2 separate regions of the Homo sapiens genome follow, and region 1 is linked to region 2. The links are chromatin loops, found by intact Hi-C in ENCODE. Cell type or tissue: Caco-2. All regions are shown on one strand.

Evidence for each region. A loop is a pair of places that touch in the nucleus more often than their neighbours do. Peaks named below come from ENCODE experiments on the same cell type or tissue, not always from the same donor. Only the 100,000 strongest peaks of a DNase experiment are listed, where the experiment ranks them.
Region 1: a loop joins it to region 2, with 3 times the contacts of the local background. A loop is called at or near these places in 2 of 110 quality-filtered maps.

Annotation. Positions count from the first base shown.
Region 1 is chr4:98,681,249-98,689,248 of GRCh38, reverse strand. No RefSeq gene overlaps it. Among named protein-coding and RNA genes, the nearest start is that of TSPAN5-DT, 26 kb to the right of the region's middle. RefSeq lists cis regulatory regions at 1,977-2,403, 6,138-6,593. In Caco-2, no CTCF peak of the experiment used is centred here; DNase peaks (open chromatin) are centred at 3,468 and 6,338.
Region 2 is chr4:98,740,694-98,748,693 of GRCh38, reverse strand. It overlaps the pseudogene BTF3P13. Among named protein-coding and RNA genes, the nearest start is that of TSPAN5-DT, 86 kb to the right of the region's middle. RefSeq lists enhancers at 138-688, 689-1,239. In Caco-2, a CTCF peak has its summit at 3,085 (motif pointing left); DNase peaks (open chromatin) are centred at 953 and 3,093.

The DNA.
Region 1 (8,000 bases), 59 kb after region 2:
AAGAGAAGCCTTTGATCTCTGATCTGACAGCTGCACATCTATATAAAATGAGACACTTTGACATCTGCAGCTCTGATCTCAATTGGACAGGTGGTTTCCTGCACACTAATGGAACAGAAAGACAATTGAGCATTATTAGATAAGAGAGAATGTTCTCACACACAGGAAAACAGCTTTTTCCTTTGAAAAAAAACATGATAAAGAACAGAAAATGACTGACAGAATCAGAGCTTCCTAACTGTCAGAAGAGCTGTTTCAGCTACACTCTGGCCTCTGTTAGGGGAGATTAGGATCGTTTTCAGAAAAGTATTGAACATACCTTAGCATTAGCTGACTCAGGGAGGAATTTGCTGGTAAAATAAGCCTGTTCTCGGAGTGTGCCAAAGAGCTAAGATGCAGCTTGGGTTTTTCATAAACAAAGCAAACACTTTAGTGAAGCCTAATTTATACACATTCACTGAAAAGTTTAGTAAGCAGGAAAACTTCTTAGTGGAAAACCTTTTTTGCGTCTTCATTCAGCAAATACTTATGGAGTACACACATGGCTAGATGATGGAGATACTGTAGGAAAGACAGCCAAGGTCACTCTGCCCCAGTGCCTTACAGACTAGAGGACAAGGCGGATATGGAATAATGATAACAAAACAAAACTCTGAGTCACGTTTTGTCAGAGGAAGTAGAGGTGCCATGGGAGCTTCACCCCAAGGTGACCTATCTCAAGCCAGTGACTTGGGGAAGGCATCCAGAGAACTCAAAGATGAGTAAGAATTGCCCAGTTCAAAGTGGTGAGGTGGTGGGGTATTGGGAGAGGCTTTGGGCTATTTACTGCTTAAGTGGTAACACAGGAAATATTTTTTACGTATTTCACATTCAGCATTGGATTTTCTCTTCAACACTCAAATTATTATAGTACATCCTGAAAAAAAAGTCAGCTCACATTTGTACTAGAACTATAAAGTAGAAAATAAGCATTTCTTAGGATATTAATAACAGTGGGTTCTTTTGCCTAGAAAGCAAATCCTATATTTTTATCTCATTTCTCTTGTCACATAGAAGAAGCTATGTAAAGCCAGAAGATGAGCACACATGATAGATGAGGTTGTAGAGAAACCTTATGAGCTGCTGCTGGAATGTAAAATGGTGCAGGCACTTTGGAAAACAGCCTGGCAGTTTCTCAAACAGGCAGAGAGTTGCCACATGACCCAACAATTCCACTGTTAGGTACATACACAAGAGAAATGGAAACATATGTCTATACAAAAACCTCGACATGAATGTTTATTCAAAATATCCACAATAGTCCCAAAGTGAAAACAACCCAAATGTCCTTCAGCTGCTGAATGGATAAGCAAAATGTGGCATAGCCACACAATAGAATATTATTCAGCTATAAAAAGAAATGAAGTACCGATAGACACTGCAGCATGGATGGACCTTGAAAACACGATGCTAAGTGCAATAAGTCACAAAAGTCGCATTTTCATTTATAGAAAATGTCCAGAATAGGAAAATCTATAGATACAGAAAGTAGATTAGTGGTTGCATGGGCTGGGCGATGAACAGGAGAATGGATGAGAGTCAGAGCTCAAGGGTACAAGGTTGCTTTCTGAGCTGAAGGAAACGTTCTAAAATTGTGGTGATGATTGTACATATCTGGGAATATGCTAAAAACCACTAAATTGCATACTTTAAATGGGTGACTCTTCAGGCACGTGAACAGCTCAATGAAGCTGTTGAAGCAAGCACACAAGCACCCCGTCCTTCCTAGCTAGGTAGTAGAGCCCGCTAGCACAGGTGGGTGTGGGGTTTGGCTCCTGATGCCAAAGCACAGCCCTGCTCTTCCAGGGAAGGTTCTTTGGTCTTTGCCTTCTTTTCTTTCTATTCATTTTTTTCTTCATCCTCAATAAACATCAGGAATACTTAGGTGTTATATTTTTTCCTTCTTTTTAAATCTTTATTTACTAGCCTCTGGTAATGTATTAGAGGTGCAATATCTTTAATTTTGTTTGGAATTGTGATGCTTTACCCTCTATACCATACCTAAGACCTTCATTTTCAAATGTTTACCACTGTTTTTAACCATCCCCATGTATCATTTCAGCCTTTTCCCCAGGACTTTAAGCTTGCCAGTTCTGCATTAATCTATGAGACTCAGCTTCGTGGAGTAGCTGATAACTCATGAGCCAGCCTTGATCCCATTAACTCTTCTCTCCAGGGGCCCAGGAATGGGACTGAGGTTAGACATTACTGATATGATTATCTCAACTGAACCAGTGACAGCAAACATTTTAGATGCCAGAAGAGCTGTTGGGTGAAAATTAATATTGGTGTTTATACACAGACATGGTCTGAGAGTTGCAAATAAAAAGAAAAATTAAAATTTACAAAACCACACAATTATTTGGCCACACAATCCTGTTCCCCCTTTTAATACAATAAAATTAAAAATTTTCCAACTGGCTTATTCAGCAACTTGGCAAGTCATTGCAAGTTAGAGAATTTCAAATGTCATACACGTTAGGTTTTTTAAATGTATCTTATTTGTGGACGCAAATTTACCTTTCTACAAAAGTAACACATAGCTTAATATTAAATTGTTTGCATTATATAAACACACATGAGATTGGTGGTGGAAAGTCAGCCAAGAGTAAATGAGGAGTTCATGGGAAAATCTGCTTACTTCAAAAATGTGCTGGAGCTAATTTGCAAAGAGAAGAACCCACATGTGGATTATTGAGGGTTAGCTGTGTAATCCCCAAAGAGCAAAACACTGGTTACTGATTCCTATTGAGAGAGAGAGAGAGATTTACTGCCTGTTTCTGTGCTTGAGGCATTTTACATATATTATCCCAAATATTTACGATACACTTACAAGGTAGACATTATTAGCCTCATTTTCTAGATGAGGAAACTGAGGTCCAGAGAAGCTAAGTGGCCCAAAGCCATAGAGATATAATAGATGGAGCCAAGACTTGATAGACTTGGACTTATCCGCCACACAACATTGTACCTTTTGTTCATTCATTCATCTATTCATTCATTATTGTAGTATACAAACAACTGCCTTGATTGTGCAACAGCATCTGTGTATCATAATTAGCAAAACAAAGAAAGAACAGGATAGTGGTTAATGTCTTGATTGTAAATAGTTTTAATGGAAAAGCATAAAAAGGATAGGATTACTTAGCAGAGAGTAACATCTACATAAAAACATAATTTTAAAAATCAAACATCTCCAGTCAATAGCGGACAGTCTGCCAGAAGATCTGTTAGGTCTTGAAGTCAATTGCAGCAGTGGCATCTGTCTCTTTGTGCACGCTGAGCTGCTTTAGATGTTAGTCTAAGAAAGAGTGATTTTTTTCTTTGATATGTAAAGTTCAAAGAAGCTTTGTTATACAACAAGTTGAATAATAGCATGCAGGTGAAAAGAATTCTGGGTTGACTGGTAAACTGTGGCCCCCACCCAAATTGCAAATATTTGCGCAAAATCAGGAAAGCACAAAATGGCAAAGGAGCAATGAAAGGAAATGAGCCTCTCAGGAATCTGGAAATGGACTTTGATGCCCTTTGATTTTATTGTGGAATCAGCAGTTTAAATCAGGCCAAGACAAATAATAACAAAAATAGTAGTATTTTATCTCTTGATTGTGTGTTCAGGCTAGATAGTCACTCAACTCATGCAAAACAGAACACTCGAAGTTCTTAAGAGGAGCGATTTTACCAATAATCTTCATTATTATTATTAATTTTAAGGAGAGGAGCCATTCTCACCCCCCTCATTCTCACATTACCATGTTGGAAAACCTCTCCGGAAGGCTACACATTGGCAATATTCCAAAAATGTCCCTTGCAGTAGAGTAGGAAGGAGCCGGGAAGGCTGCTGACCACTGTGCCTCCCCCAATTCTGTTTTAGGCTAGGGAAATGTGGTAGACAGTATAATGGCCCTTCAAAGATGTCCACATTTCAATCTCTAGAACCCATGAATATGCTACCTCACGTGGCAAAAGGGACTTTGCAGAAGTGATTAAGGACCTTGAGATGGAGAGATTATCTTGGATTAGCCTGGCAGGCCCAATCTAATCACGAGTCCTGAAAAGTGAAGAACCTTTCCCAGCTGTGGTTAGAAAAAGTTGTGACAATGGAAGAAGGGTCAGAGTGATCCTATGTTGCTGACGTGAAGATGGAGAGTAAGGGCCATGAGTGTGGGCATCCTTCAGAAGCCAGGAAAGGCAAGGAAAGGAATTCCCTGCCTAGAGCCTCCAGAAAGGAGTGCAGCCCTGCTGACAGCTCGATTTTAGCCCAGCCAGATCGATGTTCGACTTCCGGTATAAGAACTATAAAACAATATATTTGTGTTGTTTAAAGCCACCAAGTTTATAGTAATTTCTTACAACAGCAACAGAAAACTAATACAGGAGAGACCAAGTCAAGGCAGTTAAAGAGCCTGAGGCTTTTCATCAGCATGTCCTTTCTCCCTGCTGCTCCATGTTAAACCAGGCGATGGGTACGTCGTGGTTAGGGAGGACACCTAAGTAATTTTTGACCAAAATCAAAGCCTGTTAAATTCCTTGTTACTTTTACTGATCTGTTAGATTGTGATTTTGTTTTTATATTCACTAAAGGATATGAATTGTATATTAATGTCTTTGATATCATTTCTTTGCCTTTCCTCTATCTGAAGACCTACATTTAATTATTAATCAAAAGAGCACCACCTCTTTTACTATAAAGAAATCTACCCTATAGCCAAGGGCGATTTTTACCTTAACACTGGTGGCTTCAGTTGGACCAAACAATGTAAAACCAAACAGTATTCGCTAGGCCCACAAACTAATATTATCATTATTATCACTATGACAAATAACAAAACTTGGGCATATTCAAATATATTTATCACTATTTCTCAAAACAACCCTTGTGCACATTCTATTTATAAACAAATTAATTAAAAGCATTTGGTCTTAGGCCCACATATGAATAAGGTATAAAGTAATAACTCAAATTAACTTTCAAAGGGTAGGTCCTCAATCACAGACCTTTCTGGATTTAACAAAACCAGGTCATCTGACTCTCTTTGTTACATAAGCCAGGCTAACATCTCCTCTTTGAAGATTATCTTCTATCCTTTTATGTCAGAAGTGGAAGAGTCAGAAAAAAATGCTTGTATTTTACACTCACAACTTATTTCCATCCATATTACCACTTTCCAACTCTTATAACCATTCCTCTCTCATTTACTCACTCTCTTTCCCACTCATCACAGCCTCCCCTTACCCCAGAGGGATGGTCTAAATTTCATTCCCTATTGCCAAAGCCTAAATGATAAAAAATTAAATATATAAAGAACTTACCTGGCTGGGCACAGTGGCTCACACCTGTAATCCCAACACTTTGGGAGGCCGAGGCAGGTGGATCACCTGAGCTCAGGAGGTCGAGACCAACCTGGCCAACATGGTGAAACCCCATCTTTACTAAAAATACAAAAAATTAGCCAGGCATGGTGTTGGGCACATATAATCCCAGCTACTCAGGAGGCTGAGGCAGGAGAATCGCTTGAACCCGGGAGGTTGGGGTTGCAGTGAGCTGAGACTGCGCCATTGCACTCCAGCCTGGGTAACAAGAGCAAAACTCCTTCTCAAAAAAAACACAAACAAACTGTGACAAAGCTTCAGATCATTCATTTAGCATTGTGAAAGGCAGGTTACTCTGACGTATGAATGAAGGTTAAGCTTCAGGCCGCTCTCATGGTGGGTCGTGTCATGCCTGGGCTCCTTACAAGGTCCTAGGAAGTATCCTGACACATGCATTCACATACTTGTAGATTTTTGTAAAATTTGCAAAAGTAAATATTTTTATCTTTTCTTTCTTTTTTTTTCTTTTTCGTTCTTTTTTTTTTTTTTAAGAAATAAGGTTTTGCTCTGTGGCCCATGCTGGAGTGCAGTGCCATGGTCATAGCTCACTGCAGCCTTAAACACCTTGCTCTGCCTCCCAAGTCACTTGGATTATAGGCTTGAGCCACTGCACCTGGCTCAAAAGTAAAATATTTTTATTGCAATTGGTTATGACCCTTGTCTCTTTCCACTTTGACTTCCCATCTATTACATTGCAGTCAGGTGGTATTACTGGGGACGTAAGTGTTTTGGGGAGCTGGCTAAGAGGAAGTTGAATTGGGGAATATATTAAATAAATTGTGGTTTTAGCAGGATATATTTATGAGGGTCAAGTGACTTCCTTACATAGTTAAGCTATTACTGGCTGATCTGGCATAGAAATGGCTTCTGGATTCTCCTCCTGCCCTTGAGCCAACATTACCAGGCATGATGTTGAAAGGACTAGGGCCAGAGGCCATATCAGGATAAGAACCTGCCCTGTAGTAGGAGTATGTGGGGAGAGAGATAAGCAAGGTCTGCAATGTGCAGAGCCAGAAGCAATTCTGTGGAAAATTCCTTCGAACATCAGACATGTAAACTTGTAAACAAAGAATTCAATTCTCATCAATGCCCCATCAAGACAGAAATTCTCTCCTGTTTAGGAATGTACATTATACATAATTATAAACCCAAAATACATTTTCATGAAAATCATCTAAAGTAGATTTTATCAGAATTCTTGGGTTTCTGATGCATAATCCTGTAGCAGTGAACACATCTATGTGTGAGGTTGCATGTTTTATGCATCCCATCTATCAATAATAAAACACAAATTTAGACCAACCATGCTAGAGGAAGGCTGTTTTCTATCTTTAGAAAGCTGTGTTACAAAATTGATGTTAAAGAGGTGATCAAAGAATATGCAGCCAAAATATGCAGAAAAATATATTATAAAAAGCTGTCAGAGAATTAAAAAAAAATTGGGTTCTAGATGTATGGGTATTCATAGTATTTATCATCTTTCTAATGTTTGTAATTTATTTTTTATTTCTTTTTATTCTAAATAAATATTTACTTTTGTATCTAATTTTATATTTATAATTTTATACTCTTTTTCTTAAAGAGAAGATTAAATAAACTTCAAGCCTCCCAAAAGCTAGATCCTCTCCTCCTGCATCCAATTCTAATCACTGATTACCCAAATTTGTCAATTCATGGTAAAGGCCTTCATTGCCCATTGGCAGTCTCTGGTTTGCTCGGTTATCTTTCTTTGTTTTAAATTAGAGACAGGGTCTCTGTCTGCCACCCAGGCTAGAATGCAATTGCAAGATCCCAGCTCACTATGGCCTTGAATTCTTGGACTTAACGAGATCCCCCTGCCTCAGCCTCCAGTGTAGGTAGGGCTACAGGCACATGCCACCATGGCGGGCTATTTTTTTTTTAATTTTTTGTACAGAAGGGGTCTCACTATGTTGCCCAGGCTGGTCTCAAACTCCTGACCTCAAGCAATCCTCTCACCTTGGCTTATCAAAGTACTGGGATTACAGACATGCCACCGCCTGCTTCATTATCTTTAATGTCTAAAACCACAGGGAAAATAAGAGAAAACAAACAAAACATCATGATACTTTCGAGAGTGAGATTTATATCTGAGCACGTGTCAAACATCAATTACCACCCAAGTCATTTGTAAATCTCTGCTTCCAGTGGAACCCAACTTAAGAAACATACCTGTATTGGTTTAATAGGGCTAACACAACAAAGTACCACAAACTGGGTGGCTTAACCTACAAGTGTATTGTCTCTGTCTGGAGGGCAGAAGTCGGAGATCAAGGAGTTGGCAGGGCTGGTTCCTTCTGAGGACATGAGGGAGAATCTGTTCAGTGCCTCTCTCCTAGCTTCTGGTGGTTGCTGGCAATCGGTGTTGCTTAGCTTATAGTTGCATGACCCCGATCTCTGCCTTCTCTTCACATGGCATTCACAGGGAGAACAGTCAACTGGAGTCGGGACCACTTTAATGATTTCATCTTAACTTGTCTACATCTGCACAAGCCCTGTTTCCAAATAAGGTCACATTTCTGAGGTACTAGGGCTTGAGACTTCAACATATCTTTTTTGGGGGGACACAA
Region 2 (8,000 bases):
TCATGGGGCATCTGGTCACTCTTCCCCCAGGATGTATTCCAGGGTATAGAAGCACAGTACAGGGACTTCATGCTATAATTTATAATTTTCCTTGACTGCAAACTCTTTTCCCTCTCTCTGGCTCAAAGCTCTTTATTGGTCATGATGGCAGAGCAGATGAGGTACCTGCTCTGTATATTCACATACCCCCTGTAATCTCTCCAGTTTTATGCCAGAGCCCTTAGTGTTTTCCCTAAAAAGCTAAGGTTGTTTTTTTCTTTGCATCTCTACTCTTTCTATCCAGTCTCCACTGGAGCAAATGTAAGCACCATGTCTCTGGGCCTGATGAGAGTGGTCAAGGGGATGAACATCGGCTACCACATTACTATCTGCTGCCTACACTTTACTCACTAGATTTTGTGCTCTTTCCGCCTTTTTTTTTTGTGGTAAACATAATATGTTTTCAGCTGATTATTGCTTATTCATGAACATAGATCCTTTGTGGTTTGCAATACAGTCATTAAGATCGTTGTACTGTTCGGCTCCCTTGCAGTCACAGGAATGAATTTCATGCTGAAATAGGACCATGAGCCCAAGTGCTGGCTGAGGCCCACTGGGCTGGGCCTTCTGGCTTGCCACTTAAAAAAGGCTTGCTATGGCAAGGGTTTTAAGCTACCCGCCTGGTCTCCCCACAGTCCTTCCCTACTTCCTTGTTCTAGTCACTTTACAATTGCTCCCTCCGGAGCTTGGCTACTTTCCCTAAGGCTTTTTCAAAGGGCCTCTTATGTGCACATCCTCCTATCTTTTCACGCTGAGGATTACTTCAAAGGCTCAGCAGCCATGGGAAGGGAAGAATGACAATAAAATAAATCCCAACTGCAGAAAGGTTTGCTTTGGCAACTGCTTGATTGTTCTGTAGGTGGGGAGGTGCCTGCTCTGACCTCTGCAGCTCACTGGTCCTCACAGCTCATTACAGATGTTTTCCTTTGGTCTGGTTTCTTACTGTCCCTTCTGAGGCTCTGAGCCCCTACTTCTAGCAGGCTTATGTAAATTTCCCCAGGCCTCAGCTGCTCCTTCTTCCATTGATCCCTTTATCTGTTGCCAAGACTGATTCTCCTAATCTTGCTCTGAGCCTCCGTGTTTCCACTCAGGAGGGGAAAGTCTCAAACACTCTGAAGGTGGGGCACTCTGCTATTTTGCGCTGCAATTTATTTCAAGGTCACTGGGCAGGACTAGAGTGAGTGACCGGAAGACTGGCCTATCAGAGAACCGGCCTATCAGAGAGCCTGCCCATCCAGAGTGCTCAGAAAACACTTGTGGGCCTCAGTCTAAATCCTGAAACCCTACCTCCAGTATTGTTGCTTTGTGCAGGGGTTGCCAATTAAAAATAAAAAATAAAACGTTGTGTGAACCAAACCAATCACTGGCTGAATTCACCTGACTGATCCCCAGTTTAGGACCCTGGAAGACTTGCCTGAACTGGGAATCCTTAATTCTTTTTAAATAATGAGGGCCTTCTCTTGTAGTGTTTTTTTGCTTTTGAAAAAGCCTGAGTCATAAAGTCCAGGAATCTGGCCCCACAGCTGCCAGGATAAATGTCTGCTTAGACATCCACGGGGATGTCTGTCCTTCAGTTGAACATGGAGGTCTGGCTAAGTGAAATATTAAATCCTTCTCTTGACGAAATAGGGCCCAGAAAGCCTCCTTCTTTCGTTGCAGACCAGGCAGGTCCCTACTGACTGGATGGCTCTTTTGCTGCTACTACTATCAAGTGAATCCAGTGGATAGGGAGGTGAAAAGGCAGGACACCCATTGATCTTTTTGGTTCTTTCCAGAGGTTCCATATCCTTGGCTTGCCTCTCATGGCTGCTGCCTTTCCCTTCCCCACTGACTCACCCACACCATGAAATGTCAGTGCAGCTGGACAAACACAGAGTGCCCAAGTTAAAGCACTAAAGACCTTTCCTGGGGCCTCAAGCATGTTGATGATGAGAGATTGTTTCTTAAAAGAAAACAGTCCCACAGAGCCTATGCCACCTGCTATCAGACACTTCCTGCCTGTGTGATATAATTTGAGAGTTGGGCTGGGCACGGTGACTCATGCCTATAATCCCAACACTTTGGGAGGCTGAGGTAGGAGGATCATTTCAGCCCAGGAGACCAGCCTAGGTAACAAAGCAAGACCCTGTCTCTACCAAAAAAAAAAAAAAAAAAAAAATTAGCCAGGCACAGTGGCAGGTGGCAGGAGGTTGAGGAGGAAGGATTGCGGGAGCCCAGTAGTTTGAGGTACCTGTGAGCCATAATGGTGCCATTGCACTCCAGCCTGGGTGACAGAACAATACCCCAACTTGAAAAAGAAACAAAATTTAAAAAATTGAAAGCAATCTTTTATGATGCATTCTCTAAATTGCTCTGAATTCTTTAGGAGGTAAATTATTTTAGTTTTGTGTTTTGTTTGCACTAAGCTAACTTAAAAAGTACTAGGACAACAAATGACCCATGTGAAATTCTGTCCATGCAATATTAGATCAAGACATGGACTAATATGGCAATTTCCAGGAGTCCTGATCGTGTGTGTGCATGCGTGCACGCAAGCGCACTAAGAACTCATTGGAAATATAATGAGAGGTGAAAATTACACTCACCAAATTCCTTTCAGGGAAAGTACTGCATGTGGTTCAAAGAAATAAAGCTCTTATACAGCCACTTGGATTGAGAATTAGAACCTCTAAGAGGCACCCTTGAATAAAAATAGTTGGTCAACTAACTACGGTCTAAGGAAGATGAGTGCAATTAACACTAAGCTTTTGTTTCCCTTAGTGAGGTGCAGCCAAGGCAGGATTGCTGGGTCAACAGAGGAGATGCTGAGTCCTGGCATCCATGTCCTCCTGCTCCACCCATCTGCCCGAACATTTTGTCATCTCCCGCAAACATTAAGCTGAAAATCCTAGAATATTTTTAAAATATTAATTTGAAACAGTGTCAAAATGTTAGCTTGCCAAGGAGCTCGCACATGTTGGCTGAGACCCTGGACCTCAGGAGTCTGACCTCTTGGAGATTTGACTGGTTAATATCATGGAGGCAGCACTGCTCATCTGGAGAGTTTTTAAAACTAGGTGATTTGAGTGTGTCCTGGTTCCAGAGCGCCCTCTTGGGGAGTGGATAGTAGATTGGGAGATCTCAGAGAACATATGCTTTAGGGATAAAAGAGGAAACAGGACATATGTGCAGTTACTCAGTCAATCTTTACAGGTCATTGCATCTAATGGTACTAAACACCCTAGTTCTATTACCCCCGGTGTAAAAGTAGGTAGCTGGGCAGACATGAGCAGGGTAGGAGAGGTCCCCACAAGGAATGTCAGGTGACCATCAGGTGATGCTCAAGTTGTTGTTAACTGTCACTCTAAAATAATAATTGGACACAGCTGGCACCAGAGAAAGGCAGGCTCCCATTAGATAGAAAACACCTGAAGTGGGTGATCAGCGGCTTCCTGATAAGATCTCAGGAGCTGAGTAAGTGGACTCAAGCATGTGCCCTAAAAGGCAAAATGGTGGTGTTTAACTGGTATATGAACTTCTTCTAAGAATATTCGGCTGGTGTATTAGTCTGTTGTCATGCTTCTATGAATTATACCCAAGACTGGGTAATTTATAAACAAAAGGGATTTAAGTGACTCACAGTTCCACATGGCTGGGGAGGCCTCAGGAAACTTACAATCATGCCAGAAGGGGAAGCAAACACATCCTTCTTCACAGGGTAGCAGGAATCAGAAGTGCTGGCAGGGGAAAGCCAGATGCTTATAAAACCATCGGATCTCATGAGAAGTCACTATCATGAGAACAGCATGGGTAACCACCCCCATAATTCAATTACCTCCCACTGGGTCCCTCCCATGACACATGGGGATTATGGGAACAACAATTCAAGATGAGATTTGGGTGGGGACACAGCCAAACCATATGAACTGGTAAGGGAAAAACACCTCAAATGAACATGCACAAAACTTTGGTAAGCACACTGCACATGTAGCCCCTCCTAAGTCCTGGCAGGCCACCACATGCAGACAGCCTGCCCCAAGGAAAAAATCAAGGGAGAGACACAAACCCTGGAACCATGCCAATGTATAAACCTCCAAGTGAAGGGCTGAAAGTGCACTTGGATCTTTCAAGTTGCCTGCTTGGCCCTCTTCCAAGTATACTTTACTTCCTTTGGTTCCTGCTCTAAAACTTGCTTTGGTCTCTCAATCTGCCTTATGCCTCTCCAGTGAATTCTTTCCTCTGAGGAGCCAAGAATCGAGTTGCTGCAAACCCATACGGATTCACTGCTGCTAACACTGGCACCATCTCATTCTCACCAAGACCCATCTGAGATGAGTTGACTCCACATAAAGAGTCTCTGGGCCCCACACCTGAAGCTCCCACCAGTAGGAATTAGGAAGGCAGGTAGCTGTACTATAGGTAAATGGACGAGGTGGAGGAGAAAGGGCCTGCAGAATGAAATGACTTTTCAGAGATTCTGGAGAGGCATCTGGGCCATGGGTAAGGCCATCTGCAGAGAGGCTGAATATGATGGACCTCCTCTGTACCCAGAAGCTATGGTCTGAACATTTGTGTTCTCTCACCCACAATCTATTATTGAAACCTAATCACCAAAGCAATAATATTAAGAGGTGAGGGCTTTAGGAGGTGATTAGGTCATGAGGGCAGAGCCACATGAATGGGATTAGTGCTCTTATAAGAGAGGCTAGAGGGAACTTATTCTGCCCCTTCTGCCACGTGAAGACACAGCTGGAATGCATCATCTATAAGGAAGGGGCCCTCACAGGACACCGAATCCGCTGGAGTCTTGGTCTCAGAATTCTCAGCCTTCAGAACTGTGAGCAATAAGTTTCTACTGTTTATAAATGACTAGTCTAAGGTATTTTTGTTAGAGGAGCCCTAATGGAAGAAGATAGAGCTATTTGGTTGAAGTCTCTTGACCTAGAATGTAGCCATAAAAGAGCCACAAAAATCTCTTTAGGTCAAATTCATGTATTCTGCCCCATGTGGTTTGCCATCCCAAGCACCTAGCTCTACCCTGTAAGTCATTATTTATGTGCCCATCTTCTCTATTAACATGGGTTCTCATTTTGTTTGCCCTGTCTTTCCAGGAAAGGATAAGCTTCTTCCTTAAGTCTCGGGCTCAGAGTAGAGCTCCATGCACAGAGAGGGCTCAGGGAATGCTAGAAGCCTATGTTTACAACAAACTTGGTCTTGCAACTTCTTCTTCTCTACAGCTTATCCCAGGTCCCTTCCGCAGTGGAAGACCCTTTCGGGCTTTACTTGAAGTTTTCACTAAAATGAAAAGCAAATGTGGTTTATTACAATTGGTCTTTGTTTAGGCAAAATGAAGTATATTTTACCCTAATTAAAATGTTAAAATGGAAAATTTGGAGTCAACCTTAGACACTTTTAAAATAAGGGACTGTGCCTGTCCATGTGCCTGTGTGTGTGTGTGTGTGTGTGCTTGGTCCTCACTTAATGTCTCTAGTTGCTCATATGTTCTTGAACTCCAAATAAATATAAGGGAAATTATTTGACTTGGTCTGCATATGGAGTTGGGATTGTTCAATCTGGAGACATGAAGTCTAAGGGGCAATAGCCTGTGGAAAGTCATTGTTAAATAATAACTTTAAAAAGAAAATCAAAAACAGGCAGGGCACGGTGGCTCACACCTGTAATCCCAGCACTCTGGGAGGCCAAGGTGGGCAGATCATTTCAGGACAGTTTGGTCAACATGGCGAAGCCCCATCTCTACTAACACTACAAAAAAAATTAGCCAGGCATAGTGGTACATACCTGTAATCCCAGCTACTAGGGAGGCTGAGGCACAAGAATCACTTGAACCTGGGAGGCGGAGGTTGCAGTGAGCCAATATCATGCCACTGCACTCCAGTCTGGGCAACAGAGACAGAGTCTGTCTAAAAAAAAAAAAAAAAAAAAAAGAAAAACAGCTTAGATTGCTGCACGAGAGATTTTTATATTAACGAAAATCATTTAATGTTGGAATAGGTTACATCAAGAAGACATAGAATTTTCTCCAAGGGTCACTAAAATAAATCTTGTAAGTTACTACATAGTTTGGCACTGGTTCTAACTGAAGGAAGGTGGGACATCTTTCCCCACATTTTTAGCTGAAGAAAATAATCCTGATAATGGTTCCTCCAGCTTTAATTTAGTTTTTGATCTTCTATGCATTTATAACCAAGGGCAAACTGGTTCTACTAGACAAATCCTGCTTAATAATACATTTTCATGAGAAAAGATAGTGTGGACTAGTACAGAAAAAGAATTTTAGGCTGGGCGAGGTGGCTCACACATGTAATCCCAGCGCTTGGGAGGCTGAGACAGGCAGATCACCTGAGGTCGGGAGTTTGAGACCAGCCTGGGTAACATGGTGAAAGCTCCTCTCTACTAAAAATGCAAAGGAATTAGTGGAGTGTGGTGGAACAGGTCTGTAATCCCAGCTACTCGTGAGGCAGAGGCACAAGAATCGCTGGAACCCGGGAGGAGGAGGTTGCAGTGAGCAGAGATGGCGCCACTGCACTCTAGCCCGAGACTCCATCTAAAAAAAAAAAAAGAAAATCAAATGCATGTGTAATTTATGTATTATTATATTGAGATCAAATTTTTAAAAAATTGTGGAAAAGAATATGCCTCAGCATCCTTTAAACACTAGAAAATAATAATCTACAATAATCTTTTAGGGTTTTGTTTTTTTTTTTGAGACGGAGTCTCACTCTGTCACCAGGCTGTAGTGCAGTGGCGAAATCTCAGCTCACTGCAACCTCTGCCTCCTGGGTTCAAGCGATTCTCCCTCCTCAGCCTCCCAAGCAGCTGGGACTACTGGTGCGTGCCACCATACCAGGCTAATTTTTTGTATTTTTAGTACAGATGGGGTTTCACCGTGTTAGCCAGGATGGTCTTGATCTCCTGACGTCATGATCCACCCACCTCAGCCTCTCAAAGTGCTAGGATTACAGGCATGAACCACTGCCTGGCCACATCTTTTATCCATTTATTTCTAGTTCATAGTTTAAAAAGTTACAACTGCTATTGATTAAACATACACACACAAAAAAATACAAGATAAACGAAACACTAGGGAAAATCTTTGCAACATGTGAAAAATGCCTATTAAAATATATAAATGGTCTTTCAAATTTATTTTTACTTTTTAATTTTTTACTAGGCAAAGAACTTTATTAACCTTTGTTTCGAACTTTATTTCCCAGCTTCTGCAGCTTAATTAGCTAAAAAGAATGATTATGTATAAGCGAAAACTAAAAAGTGCTACAGTGTCCAAGGGGCTTGGGCTTAGAAGTATAGAGATCTAGATTTTATCAGATCCATGAACAAAAATTTCTTAAAAAGCAGTCATAATAGAAAATAGCAGCTCCCAGTAACTTCTTCAAGTTTTATCTTCTTCAGAAGTCGACTCAATTCAGCTTGCCTCATTCCTGGAAGCCTCATCAAAATTCTCCACAATTCTGGAACTCCATCATCATCATCCCCTCCAGTAGCAAGTGGTGCTTTTCCATCCACAGGTTGTTTGGGCAGAACTTCAGCCAGTCTCCTTAAACTAGTCAGACTGTCTGCACCAAGCTGGCTTAAGACACTGGGTAGCATTTCTGTCACCTGCTTTGCCTCAGCATGACCTGTTATGGTGAAAGTGTTCACTGCCAGCGATGCCTGAAATTTAGGGTTGTTAAAGTGGATCACTGTTCCTTGGTTTGTAAACATATTCACCTTTTCAATACCAGAGATATTGTTTACCTGTAACTTCTTTAAGGAGAATTGAAGCTTTTTATCATCGGCTGTGGCTGTTCTATGGAAGACCTTCTTCTTTCTGTGAGCAGTTCCTTTCCCACCAATGCGCACTTGTGCCTGCAGTTTGGCGAGTTTTCCTGGTTCATGATCATTTCTTTCATCTTGTTGGAGCAGATAAGGGGCTGCTAGGGGGACTAGGGTTGGTGCTCAGG